Regions from separate parts of the Homo sapiens genome. Here region 2 is linked to region 1. Evidence: chromatin loops called from intact Hi-C (ENCODE). Cell type or tissue: heart left ventricle. All regions are shown on one strand. Each heading gives the region's core, and the rest is flanking DNA. Links, peaks and the distances in the headings are about the cores only.

The links. Peaks named below come from ENCODE experiments on the same cell type or tissue, not always from the same donor. Only the 100,000 strongest peaks of a DNase experiment are listed, where the experiment ranks them.
Region 2: it touches region 1 in a loop (2.5-fold over the local background); 17 of 110 quality-filtered maps call a loop at or near these places.

The regions. Positions count from the first base shown.
Region 1 is chr9:113,495,826-113,505,107 of GRCh38, forward strand. It overlaps RGS3 (regulator of G protein signaling 3), which reads left to right. Exons shown (of 23, transcript NM_001394167.1): 6 at 1-21; 7 at 1,489-1,579; 8 at 2,200-2,255. Among named protein-coding and RNA genes, the nearest start is that of RGS3, 37 kb to the left of the region's middle. RefSeq lists enhancers at 7,499-8,141, 8,142-8,782. In heart left ventricle, for the core only: a CTCF peak has its summit at 5,492; DNase peaks (open chromatin) are centred at 5,680 and 7,384; H3K4me3 peaks cover 3,589 bases; H3K27ac peaks cover 4,300 bases.
Region 2 is chr9:113,560,127-113,569,408 of GRCh38, forward strand. The region is part of intron 17 of RGS3 (regulator of G protein signaling 3); the gene reads left to right. Among named protein-coding and RNA genes, the nearest start is that of RGS3, 100 kb to the left of the region's middle. RefSeq lists enhancers at 4,334-5,055, 5,056-5,776, 5,203-5,497 and a silencer at 5,480-5,559. In heart left ventricle, for the core only: a CTCF peak has its summit at 5,501; DNase peaks (open chromatin) are centred at 4,935, 5,573 and 6,805; H3K4me3 peaks cover 3,370 bases; H3K27ac peaks cover 5,917 bases.

The DNA.
Region 1 (9,282 bases), core at 551-8,550:
TCTCTCCTGACTCCAGACAAGGTGGGTCCTAGGGATGCTTCTGTCAGGATCATCCCAACTGGGCCGGGGCTGGTACAGGCAGAGTTTCTCTGTCAGCTCTTGGGCAGGGCTTCTCTCTGTGAGATGGTGCCCCACTGAGACAGGTGCCCTGTGGGGTGGCCTGCATAGCAGCACTGTGTTTATTACCTGCCTAGCTGAGAGTTTGGGTCCCCTTCTTGGTTTGTCTTGCCAGAGAGCAGTTTGTTAGGCAGCCCCAAGTCTTCCCAGGAGGCTCTGAGTCTGGTGTCTGCTGTTGAAGACATTGGCAGATCCCTTGGGGCCCAGAGCACTCCTGGGCCTGCCCCAGAAGATGAGGGCCAGGTGCACCCGTGGTCCGTTCCAGGGGTCCTCTTCATGTGTCTACCAGGCCTGATATTTCTGGGCCTAACAGGTGCTCAAGGATGGAGTGAGCAGCACCATCCTCTGTGGAGCTTTCCTTCAGGCTGGAGGAGGACTCTTTGGGACCCAAGACTCCTAGCTCTGGGTCACTGGTCCCTTATCAATTTCTACGCTGCACTGGACTCCCCAAACTGGAAGGTGGAGGGTGGGGAGCACTCCTTTTGCACATCCCTGGAAATGTCCTGGTGGCTTGTGGCATGGCCTGCCACGCAGATTTTTGTCCTGGGGTGGGTGGCTGAGGACCCTTTATCCTGCATGTGAGTCCTAAAGAGCTTCTCTCTCTCTCTCTCTTTTTTTTTTCTTTTGAGACGGAGTCTCACTCTGTTGCCCAGGCTGGAATGCAGTGTTGTGATCTTGGCTCGCTGCAACCTCCGCCTCCCAGGTTCAAGCAATTCTCCTGCCTCAGCCTCCTGAGTAGCTGGGATTATAGGCATCTGCCACCACGCCTGGCTAATTTTTGTATTTTTAGTAGAGATGGGGTTTCACCATGTTGGCCAGGCTGGTCTCAAACTCCTGACCTCAGGTGATCCACCCGTCTCGGCCTCCCAAAGTGCTGGGATTACAGGTGTGAGCCACCGCGCCCGGTCTAGAGCTTCTCTTGACTGCAGCCTTGGCTTCATTCTCCTAGAAAAGATGTTCCCCCTGGAGACTGCTCAGGAGCCACAGGATGCCTTTTGGTCTCTCCATCCCTCTTTCACTCCTTCACTTCTGTTCTGTCAACAAATATGGCTCCTACTGTATACCAGGCATAGTGTGAGGCACATCAAAGAGCCTGTGCACAACTTAGTGGGGGAGACAGGCAAGTAGATGGTTGTCCTCCAGGGATAAGAGGCTGTGGGAATTTGGCAGAGGGGAGAGCCAGATCTGCCCTGAGCATCACGGAAGGCTTCCTGGAGGTGCAGGCATGGCAGCTCGGGGCCAGGAAGGCTGGAGAGTCTGTCTCTCCTGTGGGTGGGTGTCCAGTGGCTACTTTTGGAGGGGGATTGGTGGCTGCCTGACCTGTGCTTCTGCCTCCTGTGTCTGAGCGTGCCATTCCTTCTCTCGTGACAGGAGATCAGTGGTTGGTACTACCTCCTAGGGGAGCACCTGGGCCGGACCAAGCACTTGAAGGTGGCCAGGCGGCGACTGCGGCCGCTGAGAGGTACCTGCACACCCCCTTCAGCTTCCCTTCCCAGGACCTGCCCCCTCCCTCCTTTCCTGCATAGCGGCATCAGTACTGGTATTTGGTGGCCCCTGCTACTGAGAATGCTATCAGCCTGCTGGGTGCAGGGACTTCTCAGGAGCACTTGCTAGAGTGCAGGCTGCAGGAAGCCTCTTGCCCATGCCTCCACTGTTTATCTGGTTGGACTTTTACTGTAGAGGCTATGGTCTGACCCCATGTGGTTTAGCTCCCTCCCTTGTGGGGTACTTTATGCTTCCCCAGTGGCCCCTTCCCAGCTCCATGTCTCAGGGATCCCCCAGGCTGCCTTGCTCATCTTGGGATACCCACCTCTACAGACAGGGCGTTTAGGTCCTGCCATGATCCCTAAGGCTCAGAATGTGGATTTCATGACCCTTTTCCATGTTCTGCCTTTCCCACATGCAGCCCTGGCTCCTGAGTCCCTGTCTGGATTGAGCCTCAGGTGTCCCCACATCCTGAGGCCAGGAGTGGCCCTGGGCAGCCCCATGGGCCTGTTTCCCAGTGCTGTCCTCTGGGTGGTCCGAGGAGGGGAGACTTCTCTGCCACCAGAAGTTTTCTGATTCTGCTCTGTCACCTTCCAGACCCGCTGCTGAGAATGCCAGGAGGTGGGGACACTGAGAATGGGAAGAAACTAAAGGTAGGTGGGGACAAGCTAGGGCATTGCTCCAGGAGCTGGATCTGCTCCTTGACAGCCCCTGGGCCCGGGAAACCCCTAAAGGGGCAGCATTTGGTGCTTGAAACTCAGCAAGTCATGTACTCAGAAGGAATAATTTCTTGATTTTCCTGAGGTGTATTACAGGAAATAAATGCTCTTCTCAGGGTATCCATGATCGTGGCAGGGGTGGGGAAATGGCCAGGCCCCCACCTCTGGAAATGGAAGCATCTGGATCTTACTAACTTTGGGCCTCTAGAAACCGAGTCCTCCCCTTCCCACAGACTTCTCGGCCCCCTGCTTCCCCTGGGACTGAGGCCGAATCACCCTCCCAGGTTAGGCCTGCTTGATGTCAGGGGGCAGCTGCGATTCTGAACCTGAGACCAAGGTGTTCTAACTCTATTAGGGCTTCAAGTCTGGAAAGGAGCCTTTTTCATATAAGGAGTTGGGAGAATTCTCCAAAAGTCATTCCATCTCTTTGCAGGGCATGGCAGGGGATCTACGGTTTTCTTTAACAAGTAAGAGAGGGAATTACTTGGCCAGGTGTGGTGGCCCACGCTTGTGATCCCAGCACTTTGGGAGGCCGAGGTGGGCGGATCACCTGAGGTAAGGAGTTCAAGACCAGCCTGGCCAACACGGTGAAACCTTGTCTCTACTAAAAATACAAAAAAATTAACTAGACATGGTGCTGGGCGTCTGTAGTCCCAGCTACTTGGGAGGCTGAGGCAGGAGAATCACTTGAACCCAGGCAGCGGAGGTTGCAGTGAGCTGAGATCATGCCACTGCACTCCAGCCTGGGTGACAGAGCAAGACTCTGTCTCAATTGAAAAAAAAAAAAAAAAAAAAAAGGACCGGGCACGGTGGCTGATGCCTGTAATACCAGCACTTTGAAAGGCTGAGGTGGGCAGATCACTTGAGGTCAAGAGTTCGAGACCAGCCTGGCTAATATGGTGAAACCATGTCTCTACTAAAAATACAAAAATTAGCCAGGCATGGTGGTGTGCACCTGTAGTCCCAGCTACTTGGGAGGCTGAGGCAGAAGAATCGCTTGAACCTGGGAGGTGGAGGTTGCAGTGAGCGGAGATTGTACCGCTGCATTCCAGCCTAGGCAAGAGAACGAGATTCCATCTCAAAAAAAAAAAAAAAAAAAAAGGAGAAACAAACTCCCAGCAATTCATTAGCCCCTGTATACCAGGTGCTGTTACCTAATCTTCACTGCCCGCTCTAAGGCAGCTGTTACTTCCGCATCTCACAGATGAGAGGGACATACATGGTTCAGAGCATTAGGCCCTCTCTGTGGCCACACAGCTGGCAGGTGGTGAAGGCAGGCTCTGAGTGAGGGCTGGCCACCTTTTCAGTGTGCTGTGGCACACTGCCTCCTGTGCATGGCCTAGCTGGGAATATAAGACATTGCTGTAGTTCCTAATAGTATTTTACGTATTACACAATATCGGCGTATTACAATCTACCAAACATTTTCACGTTCACTGACTCAAGTCATTCACTCATTCATCATTCATTAAATATTTCCACCTATGTAGGCTGGGCCCTGTGCTGGGTGCTGGGATGCAGCTCTGGACCTGTCTAAGGCCCTGCCCCATGGAGCAGTCTAGAGCTGTGCTGGCCAGTGTGGTGACCACCTGCTACCTGTGGCTATTGAGCACTTAGTGGCTAGTGTGACTGGGGAACTGAGTGTCAACTTTAGTTTTAAGTAATTTCAGTTTACCTGGCACATGTGTCTAGCTGCGACTGGGTTAGACAGAGAAACTTGCCAGGAGTAACTTGTCAGGTTTGTTTTCTGTGGTTTCATTAGTTGAAAAGCTTTCCTCTGGCTTCTGTGGGGAACTGCAAAGACCTTTCCTCCTCTCTTTCTACTTGCCAAGCACAGAGAGGATGGTGATCAGGGGGCCTCCCTCGTGATTCATGGAAATTACATGGGCATCAACACCGTAAGTTTGCTTCCTCCAACATCACAGGTTTCTTGGTGGCTTGTAAAGTCCTCCTGCGTGCTGGATTCTGCACACAGGCCCTGAGCCCCTTGTTCTGAGGTGCACTGGATTTTCCTGAACTTATGTGCTCAGAGATGTCTGTGGGACTCAGCAAAGAGGGTGTGCTTCTCAGAGGCTTGGTTGGGGCCGGGGGAGAGCCCCCAGAGGCCATCTCTTCAGCTCCTGTGCTGTGCAGGTGGGGAGATGGAGGCCCAGAAACCTGGGTGACCTGCCCACAGTCACACAGCAACCAAAGCTGGGTTGAACCAAGGAACCCTCTGTCATCAAGGACTTGAGTGTGTGGCTGGGCTTCCCCAGGGGCTCTGAGATGGGCAAAAGCAGCTGGGCTCACCATGCGCTGCTCTGCAGGATGCTATCCTGGGACTGCCAGGCAAGAAATAGGACCCAGGTTCTGGTCCTAGCCCCACACTGCCCTGCTGTTTGACCATAACCTCTCCAGGCCTCAGTTTGTTTGTCAGTAAGATGAGGACGCTGGGTTGTCTGATGACCTGGAAATCCCTTCCACATTTGACTTTATGGTCCATGTGTATCACCAGATCCTGACAGCAAACCACTTCCATGGACAAAGGACAAATAAATTGACTTTTTTTTTTTTTTTTTTGAGACAGACTCTTTCTCTGTCACCCAGGCTGGAGTACCGTGGCATGATCTCAGCTCACTGCAACCTCTGCCTCCTGGGTTCAAGTGATTCTCCTGCCTTAGCCTCCCAAGTAGCTAGGACTACAGGCGCCTGCCACCACGCCCAGCTAATTTTTGTATTTTTTAAGTAGAGACAAGGTTTTACCATGTTGACCAGGCTGGTCTTGAACTCCTGACCCCAAGTGATCCATCTGCCTTGGCCTCCCAAAGTGTTGAGATTATAGGCATGAGCCACCACGCCTGGCCGAAACTGACTTTTAAGTAGTTTCCAAGTGGCAGGCAGGTCTTCAGACTCCAAATGTTTTATGTTCCCTGTCATGAGATGGGATGTCTGTGAGTGCAAACCCCCCCAAGGTATCCTTGGATTCTTTAGGCTGGGGCAGTCTCCTGGATTTCTAGCAGGGTCCCTGGGACTTGCAGGGGGAGGAGGTGTTGTTATAGAGCAGCCACGTTTTCTGCCTGGGTTCTCCTCCAGTGAGGGGTGTTTGTGAGAACATTGGAATCACAAAGTGGCCCATGGCGGAGAATGCAGCCAGAACAAAGGCGCCCTCTCCCCGCCGGGCCCGGGGAATACTAACTAGTTGACAGGAATTTTAATATAAAACTCTCCCTCTTCCTTGTCATTCTGAGGTTTCAGGAAGCCTTCGGGCTTATCGTGCAGAGGCACACAGCACAGACAGGGCTTGGGGAGGTGAGAGGTGATTTCCTGCCATTCTTCTGTGGGGCGGGCTTCCCAGGGTGCTCATGCCAGGCTGACGGGTCCAGTGCGGGCTCCCGCTGCTGGGGGAGAGCTGGGTTTTCATGGGGCGGCAGCCGAGGCAGGACCCGCAGCCATGAACCGCTTCAATGGGCTCTGCAAGGTGTGCTCGGAGCGCCGCTACCGCCAGGTGGGTGCTTGGCCTCTTGTGGGGAGCCTGTGGGGTGTTCAGGGATAGGGGTAGAGGGACCATCTGAGAAGGATCTCGCTCCTCACAAGGTCTTCTTTGACCTTTCCTGCTCCCTGCAGGCTCACTTGGATATGGGGAGGAGGATAGAGACAGGAGCTGGACCCAAGGCCCCTTTAGGGCCCAGCTCTGTATGGAGTCCTAACCACTGGCTGGGTGGTGTTTTTGGTGAGATAATCCAGCTAGCTTTCTGTTCTTTTTATCTGGGGAGGGGCTGTGGGTGTGAGATTGAAAATGCCATGGTTGCTGAGCAGCTGGGAGCAGAGTTTGTATTTTTGCTAACTTTTCCTGCTTCTGACAGGACAGCAGTGCCCATTCTGCCCCCTGTGCGTGTATGTTGGCACGTGCTCATATGTGAGATCGGGTGTTTTCGTGTATATGTACATATGTATAACTTTCCTCTCCCCTACTGCTGATGCCTCACTATGGCTCAGGATTCCTTTGGCTTTGGAATCCAACTTTACAGTGAGGGTTTGGCCTCTTAGCCTCCGGTCTTAGAAAGGGGGAAGACTGGGCCATTATGATCCCATTAGCTCCCCTGAGCCTCTTCTAGAACTGTGATGGGCCATTTTTTCTCATAAAATAGGAATGGGGTTAGGGATGGTGAAGGCAAGTGATATCTAATCTGGAAGGGAGTTCTGAAATTGTCCTGATTTTAAAAAATCACATAGAGAAGCCCCTCTATTTGTTTTAATGACCAGATTGGACTGTGGGTCTTGACTCCTCTGACTGGCAGTGCTTAGGTCCCAGGGAGATGCCCAGAGGGGTCCCTGCCCCCCCACCTGCCTGCTAGGGGATCCAGTGTTTTCTCTCTAGCCCTCCCCCGCTCTCAGGTTCTGCCCTTCAGGCCCCACTCTGTGTTTCCTGCCCTCATGGGGCTGGGAAAAGCAGCCCCTGCGACACTAGCGTCTGGATGGCAGAGTGGTGAGACAGAGAGAGCACTGGTTGGGACATCTAGTAGTCCTTGGTCACCCTGGGGCTATGGGCTAGAAGACTGGGCATGCTGGCTGTCAGAGTGGGGCCAGGAGCAATTGTGGGCTGGACCTAGGGCTCAGGGACTCAGAGTTCAAGATGGTTTCTGTGTTAGAAACCAGTGCAGAATTGAGAGCAGCAAGCTTTTTGTCAGGTCTGAGCTCAAATCTAGCTCTGTTCCTCTTTAGCTGTGGCTTTTGAGCAAGTCACTGTTCCTCTCTGAGCCTTTATCTCCTAGTCAGTAAAATAGGATAATGAAATCCAGCGATGGTGCCATGGGAGTGAATAGGATGATGTGTGTGAAGAGCCTGGCTCAGTGTCTGCTGTGCATATTTATCTAGGAGGTGTTTAATACATGGCAGAATTTGGGGATTACAGTCTAGGCAGGACAGAGGAACAGAAACTAGACAGGAGAGCAGAGGTAAGGGGCTGGCATGGGTGAGACCTGGGAGCAGTGGCTGTTCCTGCCCTGGACAGGAAAGAGCGAGAACCACCCGCAGGAAGGACAGGCTCTGTCAGAAGCCGCCAAGGCCTCGGGGCAGGGCTGCTCCTTTCACCTCCAGGTCAGAGCAGGGCTGAGAGCCGGAGGGTGGAGGGGGTGGCACTTCGAGTCTTATCTCCTTGTCTGTAAAATGGGCATACTCATTCCCCTAGGGGCTGCAGGGATGGTCAGGTTCTTTGGACACTACCCTCTCAATGTGGTCAGTGATCATGGTGGACAGAGTGTAATTCTGCTTCCTCCGAGCTAGGAGGTGAGCTTGCCTCCCGGCACCCTCTCCTCTTCCCCTCCTTCACACTCCCATCTGGCTTGGACTGTGGTCTGGGCTGGCACTTCTTAAGCTGGTGCCCAGGAGGGTGAGGGGCCCCCAGCCCACAGTCCTGCTTGGATGTGGGGTCTGGGTGTGGGAGGAGGAGGCTGTTTTCTTGGAGCACACTCCTCCCCAGACCCCACTCTCCAGTTACTGCCCCATAACTGGCCATCCAGAGCCCAGGGTGCTGGGATGGGTTTTCTATGCAGGGGGCTTTGGCCCTGGATGGGGTAGGGGTGGGGAAGTGCTGGATAGGCTTTGGGACCCCAGCTTGTGCTTGGGTTGAGGGTTGGCTTGTGAGGCCCCTAAAAAATCCCCGCTGGTTCCATGGAGGGGGCCAGGCTCCTGGCGTCTTCCCTGGCCTCAGGCGGGCCCGGCAACTAGTGGCTGCTCCTTTCCCCCAGCTTTCCACACTCGTACCCGCGTTTGTTTTTCTTTCTTTCTTTCCATTTTTTTCTCTTCCTGTCTTAGCTGCGTGTTTTCCCAGAATTCTTATGGGAACGGGGTATTTTCCTGCCTCCTCCCCCTTCCCCTTGTCTGTCAGGTTTCCTGTTTTACAAACTTGCTTTGAATCCAGGCCCGGGGCTGGTGGGAAGCAGAGCCTCAGAGGTCCCTGCAGCTTCCAAGGCCCTTGGTCACTCTGAGCCCCCTCCCACTCACCTTCCTTATGCCTGGCCCTGGGATGGTGGGTAGGTGAATGAGTGCAGGTGCCTAGTCTTGCAGGGACAACCCTCAAAGGAAGGAGACAGAAGTCTCCTGACAAGGCTTGTGCCCTTGACCTTTTCCAAGCTTGCTGAGCTGGCCTTTGTCTCAACTCACTTGGGACACCCTTCCCTGTGCCTCACCAGGGCCCACCCCAAGTCCCAGTTTCTCTAGGGGGTCTCTCGGGACCCCTTGAATCCCTTTTCTGATTTGTGCTGCCTTTAGCAGCCGGAATGGGCTGGCAGACCACCCTACATCCTCCTGTGTGTGGGACACTGCCAGGCTGTCCTCCCTGCATTAGCCTCTGCTGAGTTCCTACCATGTGCCAAGCATGGCGTCCATAGTCGGAGCATAAAGGACTGAGAATGGCCCAGTCCTCCTGCTTTTCTTTAGTGCCCGCTGTGCCCTGCTTCACTCTGGAGAGGTTTGTGTACCCTCGTGCTCCTCTGGGAACCAGAGACCAAGGCTGCATGCCTCTGTATGTCCACAGAGCCTGGCATGCTGTAGGAGCTCAATAATTGTGTGCCAGTTTGAAAAGAGCATCCAGATGGCAAGGCCCTCTCATGGACTTCTGAAAGTAGGAGTTGTGGACCTGTCAAGCACATGGGCCTCAGCAGGCACATGAGTCAGTGGCTAGTTCAGGTTCAGCCAGGAAGCCTATCTGTGACCTTACCTGGGAGTCCTCATGGGATGCCTTGGGGCCCTGGCCACAGATTGGCCCCCAGAACCTCAGCTCTCTTCCTCTGACCCTTGGCCTGAGATGGAGTGAGTGTGTCCCAGTGTTTCCTCCCCTGTGCTCTGGGAGGGCAGTGACCAGGCTGGCCTTGACTTTGGGCCCTTAGCACAGGGCCCGCCCCAGGCTAACGCTCTGTGAACCTCTGTGAGAAAGGAAGAAGGGAGCCAGGAAAACAGTGGATCAAAGGTGAGGCTGAGTCAT
Region 2 (9,282 bases), core at 684-8,683, 64 kb after region 1:
TGACTGAGCTGATTCCTTTAGTGAGAGGGCCTGAAGGGGCATGGGACTGTCCATGGGAGGGGAGGAGTAGGGCTGGGGCCACTGGACAACCACTTCCTGGTCTCATTTTAGAGATGGAGGACTGAGATCAGGAAGGGGAACGGGCTTACCCTGGGTTCTGCAGGCCACAAACCACAGCTCCCTGTGAACTTGAACCTGAGGATACCTGCTCTGTCTTACCCCACCCCACCATTTGTGTCAGGTGCCCCAGAACAAGGCCCGTGCCACCAGGAAGAGCAAGACCTACACCAAGCAAGCAATAGGAGAATGTGTCCCCTGCCCAGGTGCTAGGGTCCTAGAGGCCAAAACACAGCATGGCAGCCCCCGTTTGCAGCATCAGCGGCTTCATCTGCCATGACCCCCTCCAAGTTCCATCCCATGGGCGGGCTGCTCCGGCCAGCTCTGTATCCTTAGTTCCTAGTACCGGCTCCGGCACAGAGCAGGGATTCAGTGGTTATTGAAATAACTAATTAACATTTCTTGGCCGACTCTGCAGTGGGGAGGGCCTTTTTGCATAGAGTCTCTAGACTCCCAAACCAGGGCTGTGAGCCCCAGGAAGTAAAAGCTCAGAGCTTTCTAAGTGAGTTAGCAGATTCAAAGCTTGGACTGGGGTGGCCATATACAGACACTTCCATAGAGTTTCAAAGAGCAGCCTGGGGTGGTCACTTTCTTCTGCAGTGAGTTGGGACAGTGGCAGGGCTCTGCAGAAGTTGAAGCCGGTGTGTACCCAGCACAGTCTTGGGGTATCTGGGGATGATGAAAGCTAAGCAGCTTCTGGCAGGGGCAAGGGGCTAGTCTTACTCTGAAGTGCTCTGGAATTCCTGGGACCACATCTTTCCCTGACTTCTCTCTCTCTCTTTCTCTTTTTTTCTTTTTGAAATGGAGTCTTGCTCTGTTGCCCAGGCTGGAGTGCAGTGATGTGATCTCGGCTCACTGCAATCTTCACCTCCCAGATTCAAGCAATTCTTGTGCCTCAGCCTCCCAAGTAGCTGGGATTAGAGGCACATGCCACCATGCCCAGCTACTTTTTTGTATTTTTAGTAGAGACGAGGTTTCACCATGTTGGCCAGGCTGGTCTCAAACTCCTGACCTCAAGTTATCCCCCTGCCTCCACCTCCCAAAGTGCTGGGATTACAGGTGTGAGCCACTGTGCCTGGCCTCTTCTCTTCCCTTCTCTTCTTTTCTTTTTCTTTCTTTCCTTTCCTTTTCTTTTCTTTCTTCTCCCCCTCTTTCTGTCTCTCTCTCTCTCTCTGTCTCTCTCTTTCACGGGGTCTTGCTCTGTCACCCAGCTGGGAGTGCAGTGGCACAATTATCACGGCTCATTGCAGCCTCAACCTCCTGGGCTCAAGCGATCCTCCCACTTCAGCCTCTTGAGTAGCTGGGATCACAGGCACACAGCACCATGCCCAGCTAATTTTTAATTTTTTTTTTTTTTTTGTAGAGATGGAGTCTTCCTATGTTGCCCAGGCTGGTCTTGACCTCCTGGGCTCAAATGATCCTCCCACCTCAGCCTCCCAAAGTGCTGAATTACATGCTCGTGATGGGGTCTTGGGAGCATAAACCCATGAGGTGCATTGGTCTTCACGCAATGGAAGCAGTAAAGGAAGACAGCGGAAATCTCACTGTGGTGTGGGCTGTAGGGGAGCAGCCTGTCTCTGGCACCTGGCTGCATCCCAGGCTGTTGCTGCATCCCCCCTGGGGCCTGTCTAAAGACTTGGGCTCTGCTTGGGGGTACTGTATTCCAAAAATAGGAGGTGGGTCCCTGCTGAACCTCGCTGGTCCTAGCCCTGGGAGCTGCTGCCAACCTGTCTGAACAGTGTGGAGTTTGCCTGTGTGGTTGGGCTGTACAGTTCTCTGTGTAACTGATGGGCTCATCTGTTCCATGGGCTGCCCTGCGCCATGGTGCAGGACACAGTGGAAAGTGAAGTGGGCTTCATCTGTAGCCCTGAACTTACTAGAGTGTGACCTTAGTCTCTCTATGCCTCTGCTTACACATCCATAAAATGGGGATATTAGAAATCATATCTGAGGCTGGGCACGTGGCTCTTGCCCGTAATCCCAGCACTTTGGGAGGCTGAGACGGGCAGATTGCTTGAGGCCAGGAGTTCAAGATCAGCCTGGCCAACATGGTGAAACCCCACCTCTACTAAAAATGCAAAAAATCAGCTGGGTGTGGTGGCGCACGCCTGTAGTCCCAGCTACTAGGGAGGCTGTGGCATGAGAATTGCCTGAATCCAGGAGGCAGAGGTTGCAGTGAGCCAAGATCGTGCCACTGCACTCCAGCCTGGGTGACAGAGCAAGACTCTGTCTCAAAAAAAAAAAAAAAAAAAGAAATCATATCTGATAGGGCTATGAGGATTCAATCAATCAGTCCATCAATCAGTAATCAGAAAGTGCTTAGAGCAGTGCTGTCATGTGTCAGATAAGTGTTTGTTATGTATGAAATATGTGGATCAGTGATTGGGGCCCAGTTCCTGAGTACCCGGGTGCTGACCCCTGGGCCTGTGGGCCACCTAGATCTTACCACTCTCTAGATCCCAGTTTCTCCTGTACTGAACAGCACCATCATTTATGTACCTCTGAGAAGCACTGGGATGTGGTGAACAGAGCACTGGACTGGGAGTTAGCAATCCCAGCCCTGCCACTCAGTTGCTGTGTTTCCTTGGGAAAGTTACTTTCCCTCTCTGGGCCTCAGTTTCACTGACTGTAAATGGGAAACAACAGTGAAAGATCTCCAAGGGCCCTCTGGCTTAGAAAGCCTGGCTGCCAGTGACTCCCCTATCCTGCCCTAGGCTATACACTGGGAGGCCCCCCAGCCCTGTTGATTTGTGTCTGGAGCTATGGGAGGCAGAGGGCAGTGGCTGCCCCAGGGCTCCTCCAGCCATGGGATGCTCTCCTATCCTGGCCTGGCAGGCTCTGGGCCTTGGGGCACTGAGCTGCTCTACCCTTTCCTCACCATGCTATGGTCCAGAGCATTGATGAATGTATTCTGGACTCGTTCTGGACTCAGCACACTGGGTTGGCAGAGCTGCTTTGCCCATCACAGCATAGGGCGTAATTTTGGAGTCATTAGTCTCACTCCATGGCTAATGTCTGCCTCCCTCACTGGACTGTCAGCTTTGTGAATGCAGGGCCCTGCCTATTGGTTCTCTGCCAATCCCCAGGGCCTAACACAGAGCCTGGCACAGAGTCTATGCTCTGTAACTGTTTGTTGATTGAAAGAAGGTGACAACTCAGCTGAAGCTCGAGGGCACCTCTGACGTGAAGGAATCCTATATTCAGGCTCCCCACCCTAAGAAATCTTATCCCACACACCAGAAATTCCATCCTAGAAACCAGCCAGCCTCATTGGTGATTGTTTAGCTCCATCAGAATTGGCCATCTCTTGAGACTCACCTCCTTAGCTTCCCAGGCCAAGGGTGAATCCTGCTTTTCAGGAGCCAGCAGGATGACAGCCTTCCAGTCTAGAAGGTTCCTAGGCCCTGCAAGGACTGCCTTGGTTCTGCCCCCAGGGACAAGATGAAACACTGGTTGGAGTTTGTAAGTGACCAACTCAGAGGAGGGCTATTCTGAGTCGACCCGATAAAGAATGTTTTCTTGTAGCAGTGTGCATGTATATGCTTGTGTATGTGAGAGAGTCAGGAATACAGAGTCAGAGATAGACAGGGGCAGGGATACAGGCAGAAACATCCCGAGACCCTGGGGGGTCTCTACCATAGGGAGAGAAAGAGACAGAGACACCGTGCTTCAGCCTAGGTGGCCAAGGTGGGTGGGGTGGGCATGGGAAAATAGAGGCTCCTTCTGTCCATTTTTTCTGTGCCATCATCCCAGGATGCCTGCTGCTCTGGTGGGAGCCAGCCACAAGTTGGGCATTCCCAACTTGGGCCTCAGGGACAGCCCAGGGTGCATTTGTCAACATCATGACAAACTGCAGCACCAGAGAACAGCTCTGTGCTGGCACAGCAGCATCTTGCAGTTGTCTGGCTGTATGGTGGTTAAGAGCGGGCATGGTGAGTAGGAGCAACTAGTTTTCAGTCCTGGCTATACAGACAACTGGCTATGTGACTGTGGGCAACTTCCTTTGCCATTCTGTACTTTGGACTCTTCATCTGTAACTGGGGTAATCATAGTCCTCCCCTCCTCACAAGCTGCTGGTGAGGATTCAGTGAATTAATGCAGGCAGAGCTCTGGGAACAGGGCCTGGCACGGAGTTCATGCTCAAGAAAGGGTAGCCAAGAGCCAGCTCAGAGAATCCTCTATTCATCCCACAGGTGGGCAGGTTAAGGTTAGCAGCCTCCTTTTACAGATGAAGAAACCGAGGCTCAGAGAGGGGAAGGAACTTGCTCAGTGACACCCAATTAACCAGTGCTGGAGCTGGAACTGGAGCTGGGGACCCTCTCCTCCCAGTCCAGGGCTTGTTCCACTGCCCCCGCAGTTCCTCCTTGGGGATGTCTCTGTCATTCAGGGCTGTAACTCTCATTATAGCCAATATTACTGTAACAGGATGTTACAGTCCAAACTGCCCTCCCAGCTGGCTGTCTCCGGGGGAGGAAGCCCCAGGTTCTCTTTCCACATAGGATTCTGCAGAGTTTAGCATTCAAAGATTCAGCTGTGTGCTGGGAAGGGACTGAAGCTGCCACCCCCCACCCTGGGGGCAGTCGCATTCTGGAAGTCAGCGTGTGCTGGCTGCAGGAGCCTGGGTTCAGTTGCAGCCTCCCACTGGGACAGGAACAGCGTCGGGGTGGGGGTGTGACAGGGAAGCCTCGGTGCCTCGGTGATTGGCTTGGTCTTGCAGGGAGCGGCTGCCAGCAGGCCGGCTGGAGGCGGCTTTGCGCTGCCCCAGCCTGGGAGCCCTCAGGATGTGTGTGGGGTGGAGCCTGCTAGGGATCCCAGTGCCAGGGGGTGCCGTTGTGAGGGATGGACGCCTCTCCCCCGGAGCAGCACTTTGGGGCCAGCTTGGGCCCTGGGGATGAGCCACAGGGGACCCACAGCCTATGCGTGTGAGCATGTAACCCGGGAGCCAGCTGGGCCCCTCGCGGGGTGGGCAGAAGGACGGGCTGGCCCAGGACCCTCTTCTTTGAGACATCCCGGACTCCATCTCGGATGAAAGTGCTTTGAGAAACCACAGAGTTTTCTGTTTAATGGAAGAAAGAAATCCAGCCTCTCTCCAGAGTGGCGGTGGCCGGCTAGACAGGGTGTGTGTTTGGGAAAGGCGCTGGAGGAGGAGGAAGAGGAGGAGGACAAGTAGGAGGAGGAGGAAGAGGAGGAGGGACGGGTGATGCAAGGGTTTTGAAAGCGCTACCTAGATGTGGGAGGTGGAACCTGGTCATTTGGTTCTGCTTTTCCTAGCAGGTATCGCTCCCCTGGGGAACTTGGGTAAGTCCATAAATAGCTCTGCTGACACAAAGGAGCTCTGTCTGGGGAAGGCAGCCGCTTGACACGGCCGCCAGGAGCTGCCACAGCCACGGCCGCCCGCCTGCGGGAGGAGCCGGGTGGAAACCTGGGCGGGCGAGCTGGCAGGAGCGGCAGCCAGGAGTCGCCTGGGTCCCTGCTGGAGTATGCTGGGTAGGTACCTTGGTGACAGGACTGTGTGTGTGGTGGGCGGGCATCCAAGCCACCCTGTGCCCCTGTTTCTATTGTTTCTTCCCCAGGGCAGCCATTGATAGGCATGTTGCAACCAAACCATTTGTGCTCTGTTCTGAGATAGCTCTGTGTGTGTGTGTGTGTGTGTGTGTGTGTGTGTGTGTGTGTCTGTCTGTCTGTCTGTCTCAGGGGCTGGGAGCCCTGCAAGTTTTGGGGGATGCTTCCTCTGTTGGCTGCTCCCCACTTCTAGGCTGGACAGCCAGCTTTTCTTTCTCAGAGAAACAAGAAATGTTTGGTGGCCAAAAAGTCGGGACACTGCATGGGAGGGGAGCGCTCAGCCAGCAGGGTTGGCTATTGTATCAGGGGTGCTGGCCGCACACCAGGCACCAGGGATGGAAGCTCGTGTCTAGTTTCACTGGCAGGGGAAGAGGTGGTCTCTGGAACTAGTCTCAGCGGGTTGCCTTTGGTCCCTGAGACGGCCTCTGCTGAAACGTCCACTGGAAGCACAAGCAAAGATGCTTTGCCTCTGACCTCCAACCCCATGGGAGAGGGCCTGCACCTGCTCCCTTGGCTCCAGCTGAGACCCATCAGGCAGGGGGTGGTGGTAGAGACAGGCTCACACCACAGAGCTGGCCACTGTGAGCAGACAGAGGCTAATTCTTTTCCCAGCCTGGAGGGTCCACATCTCTATTCTTGTTCCCAGGTGTCCAGGAAGAACCCTTGAACCCTAGGACTCAGGGCAGGAGGATAAATCTGGACCCAGAAAGGGGAGGAGCCTTGTCCAAGTTTGAGCAGCAGGTCTGTGGCTGAGCAGGGACCAGGATAGAGAACTTCTGCCTCCTAGAACAGCAAGAACAGGACATGTGGGAAACCATTTCCCTGACCTGAACTAAGTATTATAATTCAGCTTCAAATCTGACCTTCCTGACCTGAGAGGCTTGGTACACCAGGCCCCACAGCGATGCTTGAAAACTTTCCACATCCTGCTGCCCTCAGGCCTTCTGGCTGGGTGGCTATCTGGCGTCCTCTCCCAGTGCTAGAGTGGGTACATCTCCTCAAGGGAAGGAGCCGCAGAGGCTGCCCTGCTGGTGCCTGTGGGATCCCAGCCAGGGCACTGCAGGCATAGTCAAAGTTTCCACCAAGGCCCCTTGAGTCCTCTGTGCCCAGCCAAGGGGCACCTCCCCTCTTCCCCAGCCCTAGCACATGGTGTGGCTTAGCCTAGGGCAGGCCCTTCAGGGAGCCGAGTTCCACAACAGGGCTCACTGCAAGCCCAGACTGGCTTCTGAGAAGCAGGCAGATTGTGAGGATGAGGCAGTTGAGGCAAGTGACCACTCCTCGTGAGAAGTCTCCAGGGCTTTGAGCCAGAAATTGTTGATGGGACTTCTGATTATAAGTATGTGGTATCAGTGAAATCATTGCACTTCCAGGCTTCCTTGCCTTTGCAAATGCTGTTCCAGCTGCCTGGAAACCCCTCCCCTCCCCTCCCCTCCCCTCCCCCTCCATGTCTTATTTTATCCAAACTTCCACAACTAGAGCAAATACTCCAGCCAGAATGAGTCTGTCCATTGGTGGTGGCACCCATGGATATTGCTTTGTGTCCTATGTATGCAGAATCTGGGCCTTATTCATTCCTTAGTCGCAAGGACCTGGCCAGGGGCCTGGGGCATGGTTGGAGAGGGGCGTTGCATTGTCCTGGCTAGGGCAGGTTTTCTTTGAGGACAAACAGTGACATGCAAGTCAGCTGTGTCCGCCCATCTCCTAGCTCTGTGCCTGGCATAGAGGGCCTGTCGGGGAGCCCCTTTAGGAGAGGCCTAGGCTCTGAATGTCAAAGTTGCATCCATAGGGCCAAGGGATGGGGCTGGGTTTGATAGGAGGTGAGGCGGGGAGAATTTTGGCTTCATCCTGGCGGAGACCATAGGGAGAATCCACTCAGGGGTCATGCTGGGCTAGGTGGAATTCACAGCATAGCCTGGGCCATGGAGGGTGGAGGGGATAGCCCTGGCTTGTTGAAATGCAATGCTGAAGGACCTTTGCACAGACTACAGGGGATTGGAGCTCAGCTCCCTGGACCCTCTTGGGATGGTGCCAACCAGAGTAGGTCTGGGGTTATTGATCCTCAAGCCAGTGGTCTGTGTGGCTCCCTCAGAAGAGGCACAGCTGAAGAGAGAGTGCCTATCCCCAGCTGGGTCCCTGGGGGCCTTGAGAGCTGCTTCCCATTGGCCTCTTAAGGCCCTGGAGATGGCAGTCTCTTTGCCTTCTATTAGGTTGGTGTAAAAGCAACTGCGGTTTTTGCCATTAAGAGTAATGTAAAACCGCAATTACTTTTGCACCAAACTATAGATAGATAGATAGAGAACTGAGGCAGGAGAGGAAGGACACTTGCCTGAGGTGACATGCGACTCAGCAGGAAATCAGGGACAAGAACTCAGGTTCCCCTGCCCAGGCCTCTCTGTACTGCACCAACTGGATGTCTCAGAGTATCCAGGTTTCATCTTGGGGCTCTCTTTCTGGACTCACCAGTGACATGTCCCTTTTGGACCTTCGGGCTCACTGACTAGAGCCCTGCTATCCTCTGGGAAAAGCAGCATGTGCAATAGACAAAGCCCCTTGGTCGGTGGGCTGGAGACTGCGGCACCTTCTCGTCCCTTCTTACTGATGATTTCAGGCAAATATGCCTTGTTTCTCACCTCAGTTTCTCCTTTGTAGCAACTAGGGACTGGACCAAGTACTGCCAGGTGCCTTCCAAATATCCAGTTCTCTGATTCTTTGCAGGCCGTCTCCTCTTCCTGGCTTCCAAAAGTCAATGGTCAGGGCCAGGGCTTGGTGCAGCAGAGAAGCAGCCCCCAGCCTGTTCCCCAGGCGCCTCTGGGCAGGAGCCTTCGCATGCAAGCTGCAGCCCAAGCCGAAGCTGGGAGGTTTGTTGTTGTTTGTGGAGCCAGGCAGTTTCCAAGATGTCATTGCTTAGGGAAAACCATCATTCCTCCCAGGAATAAACAAGGCTGCTTATGGCTCAGCCCCCTAAGCCTGGAGAAGCTGGAGCCACTCACAGCAGACCAGCCAGGCTCAGCCTCAGGGAGTGCTGCCTGCCCCTGCACAACCAGCTGTACCCTGGCTTCCAGGATTGGAGTGGGGATGGGGGCAGGATGGTGGGAGGTGTGCTAGAGCCATAAGCCTCTTGGGAGATCAGAGCTTCCGGGCACAGATGAGAGGGAAGAGGGTCCCAGGACATGCTCTTCCTTCTGGCAGTGGGCCTAAGTCATCACTCGAGATGTGTGGATAGCTGCCAGGTATGCTCCAGATGGCCCAGGGCTTCTCCCCTCTCCCTGCCCTCCATGGGCCAGCCCGCTTGCACCTGGTACCGTGGCTCAGGCTGCTGCCGGAGAACTGTCAGCGGCTCCCAACTTAGAAAGGGGGGTGTGTATTTGGAACTGGGCATGCTTTTCGCCACATAGCCAGGGCTCTCTGTGGTGTCCTCAGTTACCTCTTACTGGGGTTAGCCTTGGGCAAATAGCAGAGCTCGGGGACTCAGGGAAGGGTGGCAGAGGGTAAGGGAACAAGGAGAGAGGCAGAGAAAGGTCTTGGCAGTGCCTCTGGGGACCACATGGCTGGCAGGAACCTTGACAGCAGGCCGAAGGCAGCCAGGAGAAGGACTGTGGAATG